Linked DNA regions of Homo sapiens: region 1 is linked to region 2. The links are chromatin loops, found by intact Hi-C in ENCODE. Cell type or tissue: ovary. All regions are shown on one strand. Each heading gives the region's core, and the rest is flanking DNA. Links, peaks and the distances in the headings are about the cores only.

Region 1 (10,787 bases), core at 983-8,982, 160 kb after region 2:
AGTCGTGCAATCTTGGCTCACTGCAACCTCTGCCGTTTGGGTTCAAGCGATTCTCCTGCCTCAGCCTCCCAAATATCTAGGATTACAGGCATACGCCACCACGCCTAGCTAATTTTTGTATTTTTAGTAGAGATGGGGTTTTGCCATGTTGGCCAGGCTGGTCTCGAACTCCTGACCTCAGGTGATCCGCTGTCTCGGCCTCCCAAAGTGTTGGGATTACAGGTGTGAGCCATTGCGCCCAGCCAACACTTTTATCGTTACATAATGTCTCTTTCTGTCTCTGGTGATTTTATTTACTCCAAAGTCTACTTTATCTGATTATTGACATAGCCACTCTTGCTTTCTTTTGAATATATATATATATCATTTGTTAAAAAAACTGTCAACTTGCTTTTGTCATTGTATTAGTTTGTTCTCCCACTGCTATAAAGAAATACCTGAGACTGGGTAATTTATAAAGAAAAGAGGTTTAATTGACTCATGGTTCCACAGGCTCACAGGAAGCGTGGCAGCATCTGCTTCTGGGGAGGCCTCAGGGAGCTTTTACTCATAGCGGAAGGCAAAGTGGGAGCAGGCGTCTTACATGGCAGGAACAGGACCAAGGTGGGGTAAGGGAGGTGCTACACACTTGTAAACAACCAGATCTTGTGAGAGCTCTGTCATGAGAACAGCACCAAAGGGATGGTGCTAAACCATTCACGAAGAATCCAGCCCCATGATCCAACCACTTCCCACCAGGCCCCACCTCCAATAACGGGGATTAAAATAGAACATGGAATTTGGGTGGGGACCCAGATCTGAACTATATCAGTCATTATATTTGAAGTGAGTGTGTTGTAGCAGTATTTAGTTGGGTCATACTTGTAATCTATTCCGCCAGTCTCTATCTTCTACTTGGTGTATTTAAACTATTTACATTTAATTTGACTATTGATATGTCAGAGTTTAAGCTGATATTTTATTTTTTGTTTCTTGTTTGTTTTCTGCTTCTGTTTGTTATTTTGCCTTCCTATGAGTTACTTGAACATTTTTGAGGATTTTATTTTGATTTTTCTACAGTGTTCTTAAGTATATCTATTTGTATAGGATTTTAGTGGTTGTTCTAGGTATTATATTATATATTCATAACTTTTTACATTCTACTGGTATGATCAGCTTACCATCCAGATGAAGTGTGGAAAACGTCATATCCTTTATATCTCTTATCCATTCAAAACCACATTAGACAGTGTTGTACCTGTTGCTTCAACCATCAAACATAAATTATAAAACTAAATAACAAAAGGAAAGTCTATTGTTTTTACTCATATTTGTGCTTAATATGTTCTTTATTTCATCATGATATTCCAGGGTTTCTTCTTCAATAGTTTTCTTTCTGTTCAGAGAAATTTCTTTAGTTATTCTTTTAGGGTAGGTGTGTTGTAAACAAATTCTCTCAGTTTTCCTTTATCTGTGAATATCTTGATTTCTGTGAATATCCTGCATTTTCGAAGGACAGTTTTGCTGAGTGTAGGATTCTGGATTGACACTTCTTTTCCCTGAGCACTTGAAAAATATTGTGCTGTTTCTTCTGGCTTTTATGGTTTCTGATGAGAGATCCACTGTCATTTAGTTTTTCTTCTTTAGGTAAGGTGTCATTTTTCTCTGGCTACTTTCAAGATTTTTTCCTTGTCTTTAGTTTCCAGAAGTCTTGTTGTAGATTTCATTGGCTTTATCCTGTTTGAGGTTTGCTAAAATTTAGGAAATTTTCAGCCATTATTTCTTGTAGTACTTTGTCAGTCCTGCTCTCATTTCTCCTTCTGGGACTCTGATGACAGGAAATCAAATATATTTTGCTATAGTCTCACAGGTCTCTGAAAATGTGTGTGTGTGTGTGTGTGTGTGTGTGTATGTGTGTATTTTCTCTTTGATTTTCAGATTGGGTAATTTCAATTATTCTGTCTTCCAGTTCACAGATTCCTTCCTCTCTTCCCTCCATTCTGCTGTTGAGCCCAATCACTGAGTTTTTAATTTTGGTTAGTGTATTTTTAAATTCTAACATTTCTATTTGTTTCATGTTTATATCTTTTATTTATTGACTGAGGCTTTCTATTTTGTCATTTGTTTCAAGCATGTTCATAATTGCTATTGAAGCATTTTTTATGATGACTGCTTTAAATTCTTTGTGAGATAACTTTCAATCTGTCATTTCAGTGTTGAAATCTATTGTCTTTTTTCATTCAGTTTGAGATCTTCCTTCTTGGTATGATGAGTGATTTTAAAATTTATATCTGGATATTTTTCATTATATTATGAGACTCTGAGTCTTGTCTTAAACTATCTGGTTTAGCCGGCTTTTTTTTTTTTTTTTTTTTTTGACATTGCTTTAGCTGGGTGGGGATTGAACAGTGGGGAGACTACTGCTTTGTCCCTGCAAGGTGGAGGTAGGAGTCCAGGTTCTCCACACAGTCCTCATTGATATGTGAGAAGGGATCTCTCATTACTGCTGGGTAGGGATGGCAGCTCCAGCAGCCTCCACTGATAATGAGGTGTGGGTGACCTTGTTACTGCTGAGCAATGGTAAAAGTCCTGACTCTCCACTAGGCCTCCCCTAATACCACCTCAGTGGGATGGAATGCCTCCTTCCTGCCAAGTAGGATAGAATTTAGGCTCCCCACTTTACCTTTGCTGGCATGGGAGATGGTGGGGCCATGATGTTTTTCTAGAGTGAAGCAGTTATCACTTGAATGTTTTCTGTCTCACTAGGCTGCCCCTTTACTTGTCCTTTGGCTAGAGAGAGTAGACTTTATTTGGAACTTTTCTTATCTGCACCAGTTGCAGTTTCTAGGTTGTTGGCTTCTTTAGCTCTAAGTCTGGGATGTGCCATGCACAAAGAAAATCCAAGGAACTCATCATTGTGCAGTTCCTTGAGTCTTAAGGTCCCTAGCCTATCTGCTTTCTATCTACCTTAGGTTTATTTTGTATATAATATCGAGGACTTTTAGTTGTACATAGCAGCAGGAATAGGGAAAAGTACATCTACTCCATCTTGCTGGAAGCAGAAGTAGATCTGGCCTTTACTTTTAATCTGCTGAGCCGTTCAACAAATCTTGTAAGTGGAAGCCCAAAATTTTAGGTAGAAAAATGTTGTTCCAGTTGAAGTGGTAGTGTGGACTACAGCCCTGACCACTAGTCTTCTATTCCCAGTAGCCCTTTGAAGTACTTCCCAGAAGTCCTGGGGTTCCACGGAGAATGCAGGTTGCAAACGCAGAGCATTAAATGACCTTTTCTTTTCCTATAATGGGGGACACAGCCACGAAAAGACAGTGAATGAGGACTTGGGCATAGGGGTAAATTTGGGCCAGCAGGAAGTGCCCAGCTACTTCCCAAGTGGACCTCTTTTGCCCACAGGAGTCATCTGCTCTTTTATTTATTTATTTAGAGACAGAGTCTCACTCTGTCACTCAGGCTGGAGTGCAGTGGTGTGATCTGGGTTCACTGCAACCTCTGCCTCCCGGGTTCAAGCGATTCTCCTGCCTTAGCCTCCCAAGTAGCTGGGATTACAGGCGTGTGCCACTATGCCCGGCTAATTTTTGTATTTTTAGTAGAGACGGGGTTTTGCCATGTTGGCCAGACTGGTCTTGAACTCCTGACTTCAAGTGATCCACCCGCCTCGGCCTCCCAAAGTGCTGGGATTACAGGCGTGAGCCACCGCGCGCCCGGCCTCATCTGCTCTTTAGCATGCCCTAAATTGGCTTCCTTCTCTTCCCTTTCTCACGTCCACGCTCCCTGACTGGCGCGTCCCGCGATTACCTCTCACACGAACTACTTTCCCTCAAATCCTTGTCTCAGGGTCTACTTCTGGGGGGAGCCAAACTTAGAAGCATACAGATTTAATCAATGTAATCAGTGCTGTGTGTGAGAATGATGGTGGTGAGCTGACTTGGAAATGACAAATAAGACCAATCTGTCTCCATGGCACCATCCTCTGAGTGCATTTCTTGTCATCATTTCAGACCCAACTGTGTTGCTACCGGCGCCAGCAGTGCTCTGGGACCCAGGCCTGCTGTGCAGAGCAGTGTCCTCCCACCCCCACAGCCTGCCTCTGAGATCACGCTGGCTAGAACAGACAGTGGAATTTCGGTTCCGGGATATTTGCCAAGGGGGCTTTCGTGTTTTTGTTGTTTTTGTTTTGGTTTACTCTGAAAGTACCTGTTCTCAAAGCCGTGATTGAAGAAAAGTTTTCCAGTGCTGTGGGCTGCTTTTCTGTCTTGGATCTTGACCCCTGGCTCCCTGCTGAGGTTTTTCTTTGCTGTTGGTGGGCTCACAGGGACACCCTGCAACCAGGAATCCCCACTGCCCTGCTCTGAGGCTGAAGCAGGAAAATGAGGGACCCCAGCCTTCCCTGGTCCTGGAGATTGTCCGACCACACTCTGCAGAGCTCCTCCCCAGGTCAGCTTGTTGATTCAGCCTTTGCTCTTTTGTCCTGTAGGTGAGGAGCAGGCAGATTCCTTAGTCTTCTGAGATTTCCTCTCTGCTCTTAATCCCAAAGAGTGGCTCTTGTGGTGGAATCTCAGGCTTTGGGAGAAGCTGTCCCACAAGAGGTGACTTCAGAGAATCTTGATGTCTGATCAATAAAAAGACAAACAGACTTCGTTAGGGAGAGGTTTAGGAAGGAACTGTTGCAATAGAGAAAGTGTTCTGACTATGAGATCTGCAGGCATCACAGGTAAGATAGAAAGAGGATTTTCTTGTATAAAAAGGGAGTAAACCAGGCTAGAAAGAACAGGCATGGGGAAGGGAGATGAGAGGGGGTGACCCTGGGACAGTAGATGGGAGAATGTTTTACCCTGAGGCCAGCCTGTCTCTGGAAGAGCATTAGGATAGATGGCCCGCTGGCTCATGCTGAGGGTAGGTTAAAATTCAGGGGCCTAGGTGAAGGAGAGAAACTTAACCCAGGTTTTGTTAACATGCCTTTTGTTCCAATTAATTAGTGGGAGCAAAATACTTAATGATTTATGAGACAAAGAAGGGGAATTTAAAGGGTCTGAGTCTGGTCTTATCATGGGTAAGCAAGGGGGCATCTAAGAGTCCTATCCAAGTCATATAGAAAGGATGCTTCATTGCAGTAAGCCTTTTCCTGGAACACAAAGGGGTGGAAGGATTTCTTTAACCATCATTATTTTCCAGAATCACAGAGCTCAGATAAAATTCAACATTGTCAGTCCCATCCTGGGACTTGAGTTGCACCCTGCAGGAAATAGACTAGATCCAGCATTTCTCCATGAGGACGAGATCCCCGTGGGAGCTGCTCTCACCTGGAGAGAAGCTTCCTCCCTGCTCTAGTGGGCATGGGCCAGGGCTCCGGGGGCTTTCCAGGCAGCGTTCTTGGGCGCTGCTCATAGCTCAGAGCTGGGCTTCCCTCCTCCCACCCTCCTACCCTCCCAGCTCCCGGCCGCCCCCTTCTCCGCCTGCCACACAGCTGTTTTGCCAACATCATTGCCTGATTATCTTTCAAGTGGCTTCTCGGAGCAGATGTTCCCGGCTCCTTCCTGCCTCGAAAACAAACAGGCGCCGTCTCTCCTGGGGAAAATCCCTCTGCTGCCACAGACTCTTCTTGAGAGGTTCGGCGATGTCTGTGAAATCTCTCTGGGCTGCTCTTTGCCAGGAATTTGGCTCTGGATGGATGGCAGGGGCTCCTCAGGTCTTTCAAGGTGTGTGTGGCCCCTCGAGGGGCACTGGGAGTGGGGAAGCACACTTTTAACAGAATCAGATTCCAGTCTGGGCGAAGCAAGGGTGGTATTTCCTTCTGTTACTATGTCTCGATCTTATTTAACCTTTTGAAAAACATCAACATCCATCAACTTTGATTCTGAAAGACCCTCTTGGGGGTTGTCCTTAGTTCGAAATCCCTGTTTGTTTCTGATAGCCCCACCAACAAGAAGATGTTGTCAGGCTTGCTTTTTGAGGTTTGTATTATGAAAGCAATAGGTTTTTGGTTTCCCTTTCATGAATATGAAAGTCTAGTATAAAGTTGAATGTGTATTTTAAAATGTGCTCATCTCATCTCCTTACCCACAGTGAGAATCAAGGCTCTTCGTGGCCCCCAGGCAGCTGCTTACAGGGTAGGCAGGATAATCTGGGCCACAGTTGAAAGGCCCTCTTGCCTCTCCAACCTGCTGTGTGCAAAAAATTGCACCCTCAGCAATTCCCTTTTTGGAGGGAAGGCTTGAATGCACAGGTAATACACATTGGCCACAGCCTCCAAGCTGCTCTGGCAGAGAAGGAGAGAGGCACAGGCTGGGGCTTGCCTGGGGAGGAAGATGGGGCATTGGGAAGACCGCAGCAGTGAGATCTCTCTGGAGGAGAGGGTCACCTGAGGATGCTGAGCTGGGAGGTAGGAAGGCAGGAAAAGGAAGCCCTCCTGGTGTGTGCAGAGGAATGCGGATTGCCAGCATTCTTGCTCGCCTTGGCCCGCCCAAGAACTCTGGGAGCTGGTAGCAGACAGAATAAAATCATATGTGAAATACGTTTGAGGGTCTGTTCCCAAGTTTTCCACTGATTTGGGATGACGTCCTTGCTTCTGTCCATTCTGAAATCCCCAACTCCTCCCCGACTTTGTCGCTAGAGTATCCTCCTCTGCCGCACTCAGTCCTGCCTTACTCCTCCCCAGCATTCCCCTGGAAGCGTGCACATGGCTGCATCTCATGGCTCCTGCGCTCATCATGCTTAGCAGACAGACTGTTGATCACCTGGTCCTGATTTGCCCCTACTGTGTTGGCCTCTGAGGTACCACCCTCTCCTGATTTCCATCTTACTTCTCTGCCTATTTCCTCTCTTTCTCCTTTGCTGTTTTTTCCTCACTGATCTGCAAATGTGCAGATTTCTGTGATAGGGCCCCTGCCCTCCTCTAATCTTTTCTTAGACCAGTGTTCTACGCATGTGAGATAGCATCCAGACACTCTGGGGTGATTGTCAAACATATAGACTCCTTAGCCCCATCTCTAGACATCTCTTTTGGGGAGCCTGGGGGCCCAGAAATTTGCATGTTCAACAAGCACCCCAAAGAGTCCAAGAAAGTTCTGCACTGCACTGCACTGCACTGCCGCATGATTAAGCCCATCCAGTCCCAAGGCATTGCCGAGTATTTACCTGCTGACAACTCCCCATTTCACATCTCCAGCTCCAGGCTTGTATCTCCAAATCTACTTTATGTCTCCATTTGGATACCACCCAAGCAACTGAACCTGAGCATCTCCAGAAGGAAACTTGATTTTCCTCCCCAAACCATTTTTCCTTAGTCCCATCCCTGGAAACGAAAGCACCAACCTCCAGCAGATCCTCCAGACCTCCCATTCTGCCAGTCCTACGTCCAAAACGTTAACAAATCCTGCCAGCCGTGTTCACCTTCAGAACACTTTTCTACCTGGCTGCATTTCCTTCCTCTGGTACCACTGCCTCTCTACTCCAAGCCACCTTTATCACTGCCCGGATGTCTGCAGTGGATGCCTAAATGGTCTCCTGCCCTAACTCATTCTTCTGCACCAGCTAAGGAGGAAGTATGAAACACACAGCAGCCCCTGTTGCTCCCTTTAGTGGCTTCTCATCGCACTTAGAATGAACTCCCTAGGCCCTATGCCGTCTAGCTGCTGCCCACCTCTCCCCCTCCTCTGTTGTCACTCTGTGCCTTGCTTCATGTTGAACTTCTTTCTGTTCCCTGAATGGGCCAAACACTTTCCTGCCTTAGGGCTTCTGTACATGCTGATCCTTCTGCCCAGAATGCTCTTCCCTGGTTCTTCAAGTGTTTTTGTTTATTTTTATTTATTTATTTTTATTTTATTTTATTTATTTATTTATTTATTTTTTGAGACGGAGTCTCGCTGTGTCGCCCAGGCTGGAGTGCAGTGACGCGATCTCGGCTCACTGCAAGCTCCGCCTCCTGGGTTCACACCATTCTCCTGCCTCAGTCTCCCGAGGACCTGGGACTACAGGTGCCCACCACCACACCCGGCTAATTTTTTGTATTTTTAGTAGAGACGGGGTTTCACCATGTTAGCCAGGATGGTCTCGATCTCCTGACCTTGTGATCCTCCCGCCTCGGCCTCCCAAAGTGCCTTCAAGTGTCTTTGGCTCCTCCCTATCCTTTAGGTTGGAGTTTCCTGACTTCCTTGTTATCATATTATTTCTTTCATCCTATTATTTGTGATCATGGCAATCTGTTTATTCTTCCACAGACACTCATAGTTTTTAACTATACATGTGTTAATAATTACTTATGTCTTTTTGGTTCCTTTTACAAGACAGTGTGTTCTACGAGGGCAGGGACTATTCTGTTTTCCTTACCTAGTGCAGAGTAGCACCTGACAAACATTTGTTGAATGAATGAAGTGAATTTCATTTCATCCAGTTATGTACCATTTGGCTCCAGCCCTGTTATCCTATTGCACTCTATTCTGTTCAGACCTGTTTGCAACTATTCTGCCCTGTGCTGGTCTGCTGAATCCTATTCTATTCTGCTGCATCCTGTTCTAGTCTATTCTGTCCTGTTCCATTCTGTTCTGACCTGGTCTAGTCTACTCTGTCCTGTTTTATTCTGTCCCATCTTGTTCTATTCTATTCCAGCCTGTTCCAGTCTGGTTCTACTCGCTTCGTCTGTTCCATCCTCTCCTATTCTGTTCCATTCTAGTTTGCTTTTTTCGTCCTACTTCTTTCTATCTGTACCATACTATTCTTCTTGCTTCTATTCCATCACATCCTGCCCCAGTCCACACTGTTTGCTCGATTCTCATTGACTTCATCTCATTTAGTCTCACTCCAGCACATTTCACCCCGGTACTTTCCTCAAGCTTTTTGGAATACCTGCTTTGTGCTCAGTCTTCTTCAAGGGAGCCATGCGATTATGAGAGAAAGAAACATCATCCTGGGCCTGAGATGACCCCTCTAAAGGGTGAGTGAATGGGGAGAGAGGAGAGATTGACATCGGGGTCTTCACTGACCTATGATGGGGCGTGCTTGGTTAGGAAGAGAAGGCAATGGCATGAGAGGAAGCAGGGAATGGGCCCTGGAGTGTGGGTGATGCTCTGAGGACTTTAGCATGGGAAACTTAAGCAGGAGCCTGGGGCTGGGGCAGGCAGAGAGTACAAAGTAATGGGAGATCAAGGTGCAAAGGTAGGTTTTTCTCTTTCTGTGGTTGACTGGTGCTTTGATGTTTTCAAAGAAGGACACTTGCATGGTTTGGAAATGACTGTTGGGACACCATCCAGCCTGCTGCCATCAGGACATCAGAAGAGGCAGTGTTGTCCAGTGGAATGGGAATCCCTGGGGAGGCTGCTTAGCCTTTCTAAGCCTCAGTTCCCACATCCGTAAAATGGTCATAATAACACCTACCTTGAGTTTTGTGAAGATAAATAGCTTAGACTCCTGTGCAGAGGGTTGGCAAGCACTCAGTCCAGCACCTGACCTATTGTAGGTGTCCACGCAATGTTCACCCTCTCCTACCTTGCCACTGATCACTCTAGTCCACCCTGATGTTACTAGGTTAGCTCTGAAATCAGTTCTCCCCATTGTGAAATGGAGACAGTGTGAAGCAAGCAGGAAGTATTAGAGAGGCTCTGTAGAATTGTGGTTTTGAGCTTGAAGGGTCTGGATGCATGACAAATGTTTGTTGATTGAATGATTGATTATAGCTCCCTACATCCACCATAATACTTAGCATGGAGGTGGGAGCACATAGGAGGTACCTAATAAATAACCATGGACTTGTAACAAATATAAAAAGAACCTGAAAGAGTAGAAGGTGGGTGACACCCTTTCCAAAGCAGACCAGACAGGTAGATGCTGGGACTGAGCTGATGAAATTTGCACCAAACCTCCAAATATATTCAGAATCAGGGAATTAGGAGACAACGGAGGAGGCTGCCAAAAAGAATTTATCTCTGAAGTGGAGCTTGGGGAATAGCACTAATATTTTCGGAAATTGAAACTCCAACCATGAAATTGCCTATCATTTATCATACATGGTCTCTCAAAGGGGAAACGGGAAAGCATTTAGTCTTATTGCTTTTTAAACACATGATTGCTGAGCATAGCCATCCAGGCTGAGGTTTTAAGAGACAATGTGTCTGAAAGAGTCTGGCCAGCAAGTCACTCCAACCTAATGCAAGGCTGCTCTCTGCAGACTCTCCTATGCCAAGCACCCTGAGCCACGCGTGGTGAGGGTGCAACCCAGGCCAGGCTTGGGTGACTGGGTGTGGTGCCAATTCTAGCTTTCATAGAAAACTCTAAGTCTGAATTTTCCCCCAGCTCCTTCTTGATGCCCAATAGCTATCTCATTATTAAAGTCATTTGCACTTTTAGTTCCAAACTTCTTTGGAAAGGGTCCCACTGATGACTTCCACTTCCACCTCTATATTGATGCTTATCAAATTTCTCTTTCCTAGACCTACTGGGGATTTCAGGCCTCTATGTGAAACCACCACCCAGGTCTCTTCAACTGAAATGCCCATAGGTTCATCAAATGCAGCATGTTTGAACTGTAGACAACATTCTCCCAAGCTTCCTGGCTTGGCAAAAGGCATCCCTGCTGCCCTGAGAGCTGGAACAGACTCTGAGACACAGAATGACAATCGCCCATGTGTGTCAGCAGTTTGAAGGTGGCATTCTGCTATCACAGGGCTCATGATAGTTGATCTCCCAACAAGGGGCAGGTTGAGAATATCCACTAGTGGATCTGAGGTCAGTGAATAGGAAAGGAGGCTGGGGACTTTCTGGAGCAGCTCTTATACAGTGAGCCCAGTGTTTGCACTTGG
Region 2 (10,787 bases), core at 1,763-9,762:
ACTGGGTGTGCCCTGCCCAGGAAGGAGCGCTTCCTTACAGTGGCGCCTAGCCACAGCCCCACAATTACAAGCTCACGAGTTCTCAGAGCTCCCTCTAACTCTCTCTTCGGCTCTGCCAGCCCAGTGCTAGGCTCTGGGCCACTGGGGTTCAGTGAAGGGTCTCCCAGCTCATGTCCCCTCTGCATGGAGGAGGATGTATGGAGAAGAGGGAAGGGAAAGAATTGGGCTTCCAGATCAGAGGATCTGGGCTTGCCCGCTTTGCCCAGGCAGGGTAGGTCACCATGTAGCTGGCTATGTGACCATAGGCCTCAGTGTATGCATCTGTAACCAGGGCATAATATGCCACAATCAAAGGATAGAACATTTCAATCTTCTCTTTGATTGAAGTTCTCTCATGTCCCTTTGTACCTGCCTTCCACCTGCTTTCGGTTGGGGTAGCTGGAGTGTTGGATGATGGAGCTATACAGACAGATTATTTCGTGTCTGGCTCTTGCACTCGGCGTGATGTCTGTGAGACTCAACTATGTTGTTGGGTAGATCAGTTGTTTGTGCCTTTGTCATGCTGAGGAGTAATCCATTGTATGGATAGACCAGAATTTGTTCATCCATTCACCTGTTGTTGGACACCTGAGCTATTTTTGGCTTTTTTCCAGTTTTGGCTATTATGAATAAAGCTCCTAGAAACTGCCATGTACAGATTTTTGTGTGAACATAAGTTTTCATTTCTCTAGGGTAAAACCAGGGAGAGCAATGACTGAGCCATAGGTTGAATAAAATGAAAATTTTATAAGAAATTGCTGAACTGTTTTCCAGAGTGGCTATACCACTTTGCATTTCCACTAGCAGTATATGAGCATTCCAGTTGCTCCACGTCCTCATCAGCACTTGGTACTGTCTGTCCTGATTTCTTCCTCCTCTTGTCTCTATCTGCAGCCATTCCCTGTGACCCCAGGCCTACCAGTGCTTCTTATACTCTTAAGCTCTCCTGCTGTCTCCCATGCCTGCTTCTCAGGCCTGGCTGAGGCCTTAGCACGGGTGGGGACTCTGGGGAGATGCAGAAACTTTCAGGTCACCTTTATTTGAGATCTGACCTGAGATATAAGTTTAAATGTAGCCTTTTAACTCTACAAAGCAGATAACTTGGGACCTTTTCAGAATCTCTTGGCTCCCTGTCTCAGGGCCAAGAATCTTACTTTGCTCATTTTAATGGTTCCTTTCTAATTATTCAGGTCCATGCTCAAATGTCACCTTTTCAGAGAGGCCTTTCATGACCTCTGGGAGCAGAGCCAAGCTTTGTGGAGCCTGATGTTTATGTGATTTTTGAGAGTGGTTTTTAGGAAAAAGAATACACAATTGTGAATACAAAATTTGGTCAGGAAGCATTTATTGTGGGAACAAGAAGGGACCCAAGTGAGCAAGGGGCCCTAAAGCTTAGCTTTATTACCTCGGGGTAAATTCACTTCTGCTGACCTCACTACATGAGTTCCTGCTCCTCCATTCCTCTAGTTTAGCCCTGTTCCTTGGTGTCTTCATTTTTACAGCATGCACAGCTACTGATGTCATATTCTGTTTGCTGTCTGACTGGAGAGCATGCTCTATGAGGGTGAGGGGTCATTGGTTCACTGCTACACCCCTGGCCCCCAGAATAGTACCTGGTACATGGTGAGTGCTGGATAATTATTGATTAAACACATGAATAAATGCCTTTTGAGTACTACTGGTTTTCTATTTGTGGAAGTGAGTTTGAGTTTTTAAAGTGAGTCAAGTTATAGAAAAATATTAAGCTCATGGTGCATGGTGGTGACACACAGAAATGGCCAAGGTCACAGTGAAGGAAGTGTGGGGGCTGTGGATGACAGCCTAGGAAGCTGGCATTTGGTGAGTGCATGCTATGGACTGTACATTTTCTATCCATGGTCATCTTGAAGACTCTCGCAGCAACCTGTGAGGTGAACATCTCTATTCCCATTTTGCAGGAAACAGAGGCTCAGGGAAGTGAAGTCACTCAACCAAGTGTCACACCACCGGCAAGTTTGCACCCAGGTTCTCCCTTTCTCTTGCCCTGGCATGGCCCTTGAAGCTTCTGACTCCATGGTCCCTAAGGGGATGGTAGAAGTCTAAGAGGGTACTCAGAGCTGAACGCTGGGGAAGTTGGGGTTACAGGCATGGAGAAGAGTCATTGCATCATGTTTTCTGATGGGCACCAGAGAGGGAAAAGGAAGGCTCTGCACTCCTTCACCCACCTCCCTAACAACATCCCTGCTCAGGTCAACTTGAACTAGGCCAGCCTGGAATGAAATCATGTTCATTGTTAAACAAAGGCACAAGGGCCTGGCTTCCAAAGAAGGTGAGCTTTGAGCACCTTCCAGGACTTGATTTGATTTAGAGAATAGGGAGAGTACCTGGGAGCCCAGAAACCCTTCCTGCATGAGATACCAGAAGTTCCTGCAGTTATAACACCCTTGAGAACCTGGGTGAACAACTTAACTTGTTTGTGTTAATGTTTTCTCTTGTAGACATGGGCACAAAAACACCCACCTCCCAGGCTGACATGAGGATTAATTAAGGTCATGTACATAAAAGTACTAAATATCTGTGAATTCTCTTTCCTCCCCCACTTTTATTAAAAGTCCTTGAACTGTAGATTTTTGGCTAAAGTTATCCTGGTAGCCCTTGGCTCTCTCTGCTTGGAACACTCACCTTTGCCTCAAGTTCTGCTTCAGGTGTCATTTTCATCCCAGCATCATCATTTTAGTCACAACAGTCTTTTATTTAGCACCTACTATGTGCCAGGCACTGGACACTCATTCTCTCTTCTTCACCCCAGCTCTGAAAACTAAACTTTATGACTCCCATTTTGTTGCTGAAGAGAATGAGGCCTGACAGGTAGTAAGCAGTGCAGCTAAGTTGAGGAGGAAAGCTCTTGCTCCATTTTCTAAGCCACTTGCCTCCTCTCCTGTGTTCCTCTCCACTGCCTACTCCAAGCCCAGAATGCTACATGGCTTGACTTTTACACAATGGAATATTTATTTATTGAACTCCCACTCTGTGTGGGGCAGGGTCCTTCCCAGCCCAGGACCGAGGGAGAGGACAGCCTCACTGTTGCCTTCAGGGAGCTCAGAGAGTAGCAGGGAGACAGATGAGTAGTAAGGAGTTCCGGAGGAATGGGGCAAGTGCAGATTAGCAGGAGGGATGCGGTGCTACGGGGCACCTGCATCTGTCGGGGAGGCAGGGAGTCTAGAATGTGAGCCATCCAAATGGGATTTATCAATACCCTCTCAGTGCTTTGCGTGCATATGTATGTGCATGCAAGTGTAAAGTGATGGTGATAAAGATTAACGAGACATCGTTGCTACCTCAACTTATGGTGGTTGTGCAGTGCCCCCAGCCATCTCCCTCCATCTCGAATCTCAATTTTCACATCTTTAAAATGAAAGTTTTGACACAAGCATAGGTCTACACACTGGAACTTGTTGATGGCAATTTGGCACTTTTAAAATCCATAGGCAAAATGTTTATAATGGAAGTCCTTACTTCTGACACATTAACTTGAGAAGCAGACTTAAAAATATACATATGGTTTCAACTTTTTACTATGGAATTTTAAATATATATATTTTATATATAATATATATATTCTATTATAATATATTCTATATATCTTATATATATTTTATATATATATATTATATATAATATATATAATATATATATAAAATAGAATAAGATCATGAAGCCCTATGTACCCAGAACCTGGCTTCATTAGTTATCCACATTATGCCATTCTTAAAGAATCTTGATTAATTAAATAAATAGATATTTTGCAAAACATTGAATGTAATTCGTGTAATGCCTATTGTTGTTTTTCTCTGATTAAAGAACTAGAAAAGATTTTAAAATATTTACAATGTTTGTTGGAGAAGCTAATATAGACACACATCTGTTATCTGTCTACAGTAACTTTAAAGGTGCATGGTGGAGAATTCAGATTCTTTGGCTAGAGGGAATCTGGCCAGGGAAACACCCCACTAGTCTGTCTCTTGAAGACCTAGCATTCTGTGATTCTCTTATCTGTAGAGAGAAAAAGCCCATTTATAACTTTTCTAGTCTGGTTTTAAATGTGGTGGCAAAGATTCAGGAATGTGTTTGCTTGGAACTCGTAACCCTTGGAGATTCACTTAGAAAACAAGGCCTCGTTGTCTCCTATTCTGACTCCCAGGACACATTTTAATGAAATGCCCTCAAACCCAAATTGGCTTCAGCCTAACTCACAGCAACCGCAGTACTCTGGGGAAAAAACAGAAACCAGGGGGGCAGAAAATGTGGCTTTGAGCCTCAGCTCTGTACCCATTAGCTGTGTGGCCTTGAGAAAGTTGCTTTTCCTTTCTGAGCCTCCATTGCCTCATCTGTAAATGGGTTTTCACCTGGGCCTTCTCTGTGGATTCTTCCAACTCTGGGTGGCTGTGGTCTGTGGCCAAGTGCAAGGAAGGAGTGTTAAACACCATGCAAGCCATGGTAGATGTGTGTACTTGTTCATTTATTCTTCAGGAAATGATATGCTAGAGGGCTTTGATATACTTTAGAAAGGTCAACAGTTTTCTCTGAGTTTATTAGATGCTCTGCACTTAACAAGCATGAGCCAGATGTCAACTGGGGGCACTTAAGATCTATCAGAATGGCTTGAATCCCCATTCCAAAGCCCCCTTCACTCCTGCAAAGATTGCTATGAGTCCCTGAGGGACCCTATGTTCTCGAGGTGCAAATCCAGTAACCCTCTCTCTCTCTTCACTTCACATGGCCCAGAAGTGAAATCAGTCCATTGCTGCTCCACCCCCAAGAGACCCACATACATGAAGATCTGGGAGCATGACAGACTTCCCTTTGGGAGCAAGCCACAGTGAGCGTCGCCCCACACGTAATTTAGAATCATGCAGCAGCCTTCCTTGTTTTAAAATGTTGACCCAGCTCTTTGCCCTCCACACTGCCTAACCTTGCCCTACCTTCCTGGTTTCCTTCTTTCCTCCTTTTGTTTTTGGATGCCCTCTCCTTCTCTCCCTTGGATGTCCAAATACATTTCCTTCTGTTTTGCAGAGCAGTTCAGCATTGCTCCAACCTGCAAATGCACACACTCAAACCTGTCAAGGTGCTCACCAGGCAAAAAGATTTCCACTTAACAGGATCAGCCTTCCACAGAAAGGACTTGTTATCATACAGATTAAAAAAAAAAAAAGAGTTACACAAGAATATAGCCCTAAAACCATTTGGGTAGGGTTCAGGGGTGATGATACTACTTCTGGTTTATTGTCAGAAAGATCTGGCCTTACGCTATGAGAACATCCTGCAGCATTCAACAAGACTCTTTCCTCCCTGGTGGCTGCCCACGCTTGCTCTCCTGGTTCTCTCCTTTCCTCTGCAATGGCGTCTTCTCTGCCTCCTCCTCTTTGGACCTCTGGGCTGCCTGTGTGGGAGTGAAGGAGAACTCGGGAGTTTGGCTTTGAGCATCCGTGCAATCGGCTTCTCCTGGGGGCCAGAGCTGGGCACAGTTCACTCTTCCTGATGCTCTCACACAATGAATCTTTAGGCTCAACTCGTGAGTCTTTAGAGCTGGTTCCAGAGAATGAACTTGATGAGGGATGCAGAGAATGGAAGTCAAGAAGCAGCCACAGAAACTGATACAGTTTGACAAGGCTGGGAAGGGGCAGTGGCACCTGGGAGAGGGAAGCAGCCTCCTACCCATGTCCAGAACTCTCCAGTGTGTGCTAGTTTACGTGAAGAGCTGGAAAGAATGGTCTGTGCTGTTGCACAGGGGTGGACTTTGGCTCTGAGTGGAAAGTGACTTGCCTTGGTTCCCACACCGAAGAAAACCTGGTCTTGTGCCTCGAGATGTGGCTGGAGGATTGCCGGAGAAAACAAAAGAATAAGGGAGTGGGGAGTGGGGTATGGGTGTGTGCAAATTTCTTCACAGAGATTTGTGAGCTGAGCCTTGAAAGATGAATGTGGACACTTGCCAGGCTGATCCACTTTGATAGGCAAATAAGTCTGGGTGGGACGGGGCTGCGAGAGAAAAGCTCACTCCCGTCCAAGAGAGCAAGTCACACAATCAAGGCCTGGAGGCTGAACAGCTGGCATGTCTGGTGAACCACAGACAGTCCTGTGAGGCTGGATTGGAAAGGTTGTTGGGTGAAAGATGAGGCTTTTGTAAGCTCTGCTGAGACATTTGGGCTCTGTCTTGTAGGTCTCAGAGAGTCATGGGAGAGTTCTAAGTAGGCAAGTGACATTGTCAGATGCATGCCTTGGAAAGATGCCTTTGGCTGCTGGGTGACTTCCAGGGGCCAATGTGGAGCTGGGAGCCCAGTTATGCCTCTGTTGCATCATCTAAGCAAAAATTGTGACAGGGCCTTGGCATAAAGGGAATGGAAAGGAGCAAATAGACATCACGGAGGTAGAATTTATAAAGTGTAGTGGATAAATGTGAGAAGTAATATTATATGTCTGGTTCATTTTAACTGCTGCATAATATTCTATTGGGTGAATGAATCGCATTTTAGATTTTCATTCTCCTAGTGATAGTTATTTCCACTTCCTCACTATTACAAACAGGACTTGGATGAACACCTTCGTACTTGCACATGTGAGAAACTGTCCTTAGGGTGGTTATTTATAATTGGTTTTTCTGAGTTGAGAGGTTTGCACATCTTTAAATCTACAGGATATTCTCAAATTCCTCCTTAAAGTGGTTGTACCAATACACCTTCCCATCAAGTAGAGGCACTCCCTTTCCCTGTTTCTTTCAAGTTTGTTATCAGACTTGCAAGATTTTGCCAATCTGATTGGTGTGAAATGGAATCTTTCTATTGTTTCAATTTGTTTCCCTGACTATTGGTGAGATTAAGTCTATTTTAATACATGTCACTATTTTCTTCTGTAAATTGTCTGTTCATATGTTTTGCACAATTCTCTGTTGGATTGTTTGTCTTTTTCTTACTGATTTGTTGAAGTTCTTTATATATTCTAAATACTAATCCTTTGTTGGTAAAATATCTTTTTTCAATCAGTGACTTTTCCATTTCATTTATAAAAGTCTTTGTTAGGCAGAAATTTTAAATTTTAATATATTCTAAAATTTCAAAAATTTCCTATATAGTTTGTAGTTAATGTATTTTGATTAAATGTTTTTTTCTATGCTGAAATATTCTTCTGTATTTCTTCTATTTATTTTTTCTCTAAAAATTTAAAAGTGTTGATTTTTCACATTTGTATCTTTAATCTGCTTGAATTGTGTGTGTGTGTGCCATGTGATGAAAAGGCCTAATTTTACCTTTTTCTTAAGTGGTTAGCCAGTTTTCCCATTACTATTTATAGAATAATTCATTTCTTCATTCATTACTTACAGAAAAATTCATTATACTCATTTGTAATTCCATACCTGTTATATATTGCCTATGTTTATAGGTTTATTTCTGGGCTCTATGTTTTATTCCATGGTGTATTTGCCTATTCTTAGAGCAACATCACACTGTTTTAACTGCAATAGCTTTATAATAATTTGTTTTATCTGGCAAGATAAGTCTCTCAATTTTGGTTCTTTTATTTCAAAGTTGCCTTGGCTGTTCTTAGCCCTCTTTACTTCCGTATTAATTTTAAGATCATTTAATCAAGTCCTGTGAAAAAAATCCTTTGGGATTTAAGTGGGAATTACATTAAATTTGTAGCCATAATTTGGCAGAAATTGCTGTTTTTAAGATATGGAGTCTTTCCATCTGTAGACATGGTATACCACTCTATTATTTAAGTCTTCTTCAATACCCTTCAATATAGTTTTACATTTTTCTTGCTATACTATAAATCTCTTGAGAGTTTTTTGTTAGATTTAATTCTAGAAAACATGATTTCTCATTTTAAAGAAAATATGTCTAATGTTTTACCACTGAGTACAATATTTTCTGCATATTTTTCAAAGATGTCTTTAATCAGGTTAAGGAAGGTCCCGCTTTCCCAAATTCTCTATGAGAATTCTCTTTTTTCTTTTTTTGGCTTTTGTTTTTAACATGAAGCTTTGAATTAAAATATAGATGTAAATTTTATCAAAATGTTTGTATAGTTTTTTTATTTGTTAATTTGATAAATTATGTTAGTCATTTTTCTGAAGTTAAACTCTCCTTGCTTTCTGAGGTGTTACTTGGATAGACAGATAACAGGTAGAGAGATAGCTAGACAGGTGATAGGTAGATACATAGCTAGATAGGTGATAGGTAGATAGATAGCTAGATATGTGATAGAGAGGTAGATAGATAGATGATAGATAGATAAATAGAATCATGAATATATTACCATGTTCAATCTGCAGGCCTCTGTCTCAGAGAGAGGGGAGTTGTAAGGGAAAGGGCACAGTTTTAAAAGACAGGTGCATTTCTAAGGGGGCTGGTGCTCTCTAAACTCAATGGATGTCTAGCGCTGGCTTTCTCTGCTTGGCATTTCAGGGATTTCTCTGAGTCCTGCCCACCCCATGGGGAACTTCAGCTGCAATGCCTCTGGCATGGTGATGTCATGACTCCAGCTAGCCATCTGGCCTTCTCTGCCAGACCCTCTCTGTTTGCTCCCATTCCTCAGAGGGCAGATTCCTTATCCTCTTCCCTCTTGCCCTTTGATAAGCTCATTTGTCCTTTTCCACTGTCAATAAGACAGCACTTTCTCTCTCCTGTCCACTCTCCTGTGAGGCAGGTCCGATCACTGTGATTTACCTTTAGATTTTTCAGGTATGCCATAAAGACTCCCCAGTTCTGAGGAGTCATAAAGCTCCATAAGTGGGCCTCTTCAAGCCCCTCTCACTTGGTTTGAGCACCTACCTATACTCCCATCTTCAAAGGTATCTTTCCTTCTTCCAGGCCTCTCCAATTTGTGTCCTTTCAGCAGCTGGGCCTGGGGATGGTCAGTGCTGGCAGAACTAGTTTTCAAAGCCTTAGCTTGTCCAGTGGAGGCAAGGTGGTTTGGCATCTTGTTTAGGAATGGGAAACATTTGGTAGCTTGTTCTTGGTCTCTAGAGTCTCAGCTAAAGCTAAGGTGGAGATAGTCCCATTTTAATATCCTGTTACACATTTTTCTAGACCATTACTTATTTTGTCTGTTTTCTAATTTATTGGCATACAGTTGTGCATAGTATTCTCCTGGGAGTTAAAAAATATCTACCGTAACTGCAGTTATATTGTCTTTATCATTCTGAATAGATGTGCCTTTTTTTTTTTTTTTTTTTTTTGAGGTGGAGTCTCACTCTGTTGCCCAGGCTGGAGTGCAGTGGCATGATCTCGGCTCACCACAACCTCCGCCTCCCGGGTTCAAGCGATTCTCCTGCCTCAGCCTCCCGAGTAGCTGGGATTACAGGTGTGGGCCACCATGCCCGGCTAATGTTTGTATTTTTAATAGAGATGGGGCTTCACTACGTTGGCCAGGCTGGTCTCGAACTCCTGACCTCATGATCTGCCCGCCTTGGCCTCCCAAAATGCTGGGATTACGGGCGTAAGCCACCATGCCCAGCCATATGGGCCTTTTCTATTTCTTTTTTGATCAAACTTGCCAGGGATTTGATTGTTAGTGTTTTCAGAGAACATTAAAAATTCTCTTTTGTTTCTTTGTATTCTAATTAATTAAATTTTCTTTCTTCTTTTTTACTCTCTGTCAAATAAATCATACATACAAAAGAGTGCATGAAAAGTATGTGTGTGCATGACAAATAATAATAAAATGGACAAGCATGTATCCATGGCTGAGTTTAAGAAATTGAGAGCCAGGATGTTGGAAGCCTCAAATGCATTACCCGTCTCACCCCAGTGCAGCCACTGTCCTGTCTGTTGTGTTAGCCATACCTTTTCTTTTTAGAAACATGTTTCACTTGTGTATGTATTGCTAAACAATAGTCCATTTTAGCATTTTTTAAAAAGAGTCCCAGGTGACCAAAGTGCAATTAATCAAAATCCTTACTTCATGGCATAATCTCATATTTGACCTACAAATGGACCCCCTTCTCTCTCCTCCCTTCCCTTCTTTCTTCTATCCATTTTTGTTCCCTTTCATATTTCTTCTTTTAATGTGATAAATACCTGTGAAGCTGGCATCTAACAAAAGCCAGTCCCTTCATAATAGCACATATTAAACTATAAGATGACTTTCTCAATTTGCGTAACTATCATCCTGAATTCTATGATATATTTTCTCAAAAAGCTTTTTTTTTTTTTTTTCCCCGAGGCAGAGTTGTTCTGTCACCCAGGCTGGAGTGCAGTGGTGTGATCTTAGCTCACTGCAACCTCCGCCTCCCAGGTTCAAGTGATTCTCCTGTCTCAGCCTCCCGAGTAGCTGGGATTAAAGGCACGCACCACCACACCCAGGTAATTTTTGTATTTTTAGTAGAGATGGGGTTTCACCATATTGGGCAGGCTGGTCTCGAACTCCTGACCTCAGGTGATCCACCTGCCTCGGCCTCCCAACGTGCTGGGATTACAAGTGTGAGCCACTGGATCCAGCCACAAAAAGCGTTTTTTCAATTTTAGTTTTTTAAACTTTATTAAGAAGATATGCTCTATGTCATCTTTGGAAATTTCTTTTTTCTTAATATTATCAAAGATATATCCACATTGTCAAGTTTACTATAATTAACTTTTTATTGTAGTAAAATATGCATAACATAAAATTTGCCATTCTGACCATTTTTAAGTGTATAATTATGTGTCATTAAGTACATTCACATTCTTGTGCTACCATCACCACCATCCATTTCAGAACTTATTTCATCTTCT

The links. Hi-C counts contacts between places; a loop is a spot of excess contacts. Peaks named below come from ENCODE experiments on the same cell type or tissue, not always from the same donor. Only the 100,000 strongest peaks of a DNase experiment are listed, where the experiment ranks them.
Region 1: it touches region 2 in a loop (4-fold over the local background); 2 of 110 quality-filtered maps call a loop at or near these places.

Annotation. Positions count from the first base shown.
Region 1 is chr15:69,642,937-69,653,723 of GRCh38, forward strand. All of the region lies in intron 1 of PCAT29 (prostate cancer associated transcript 29), which reads left to right. Among named protein-coding and RNA genes, the nearest start is that of PCAT29, 56 kb to the left of the region's middle. RefSeq lists an enhancer at 3,451-4,029. In ovary, for the core only: no CTCF peak of the experiment used is centred there; a DNase peak (open chromatin) is centred at 5,485.
Region 2 is chr15:69,485,075-69,495,861 of GRCh38, forward strand. No RefSeq gene overlaps it. Among named protein-coding and RNA genes, the nearest start is that of LINC02896, 28 kb to the left of the region's middle. In ovary, for the core only: no CTCF peak of the experiment used is centred there; a DNase peak (open chromatin) is centred at 5,427.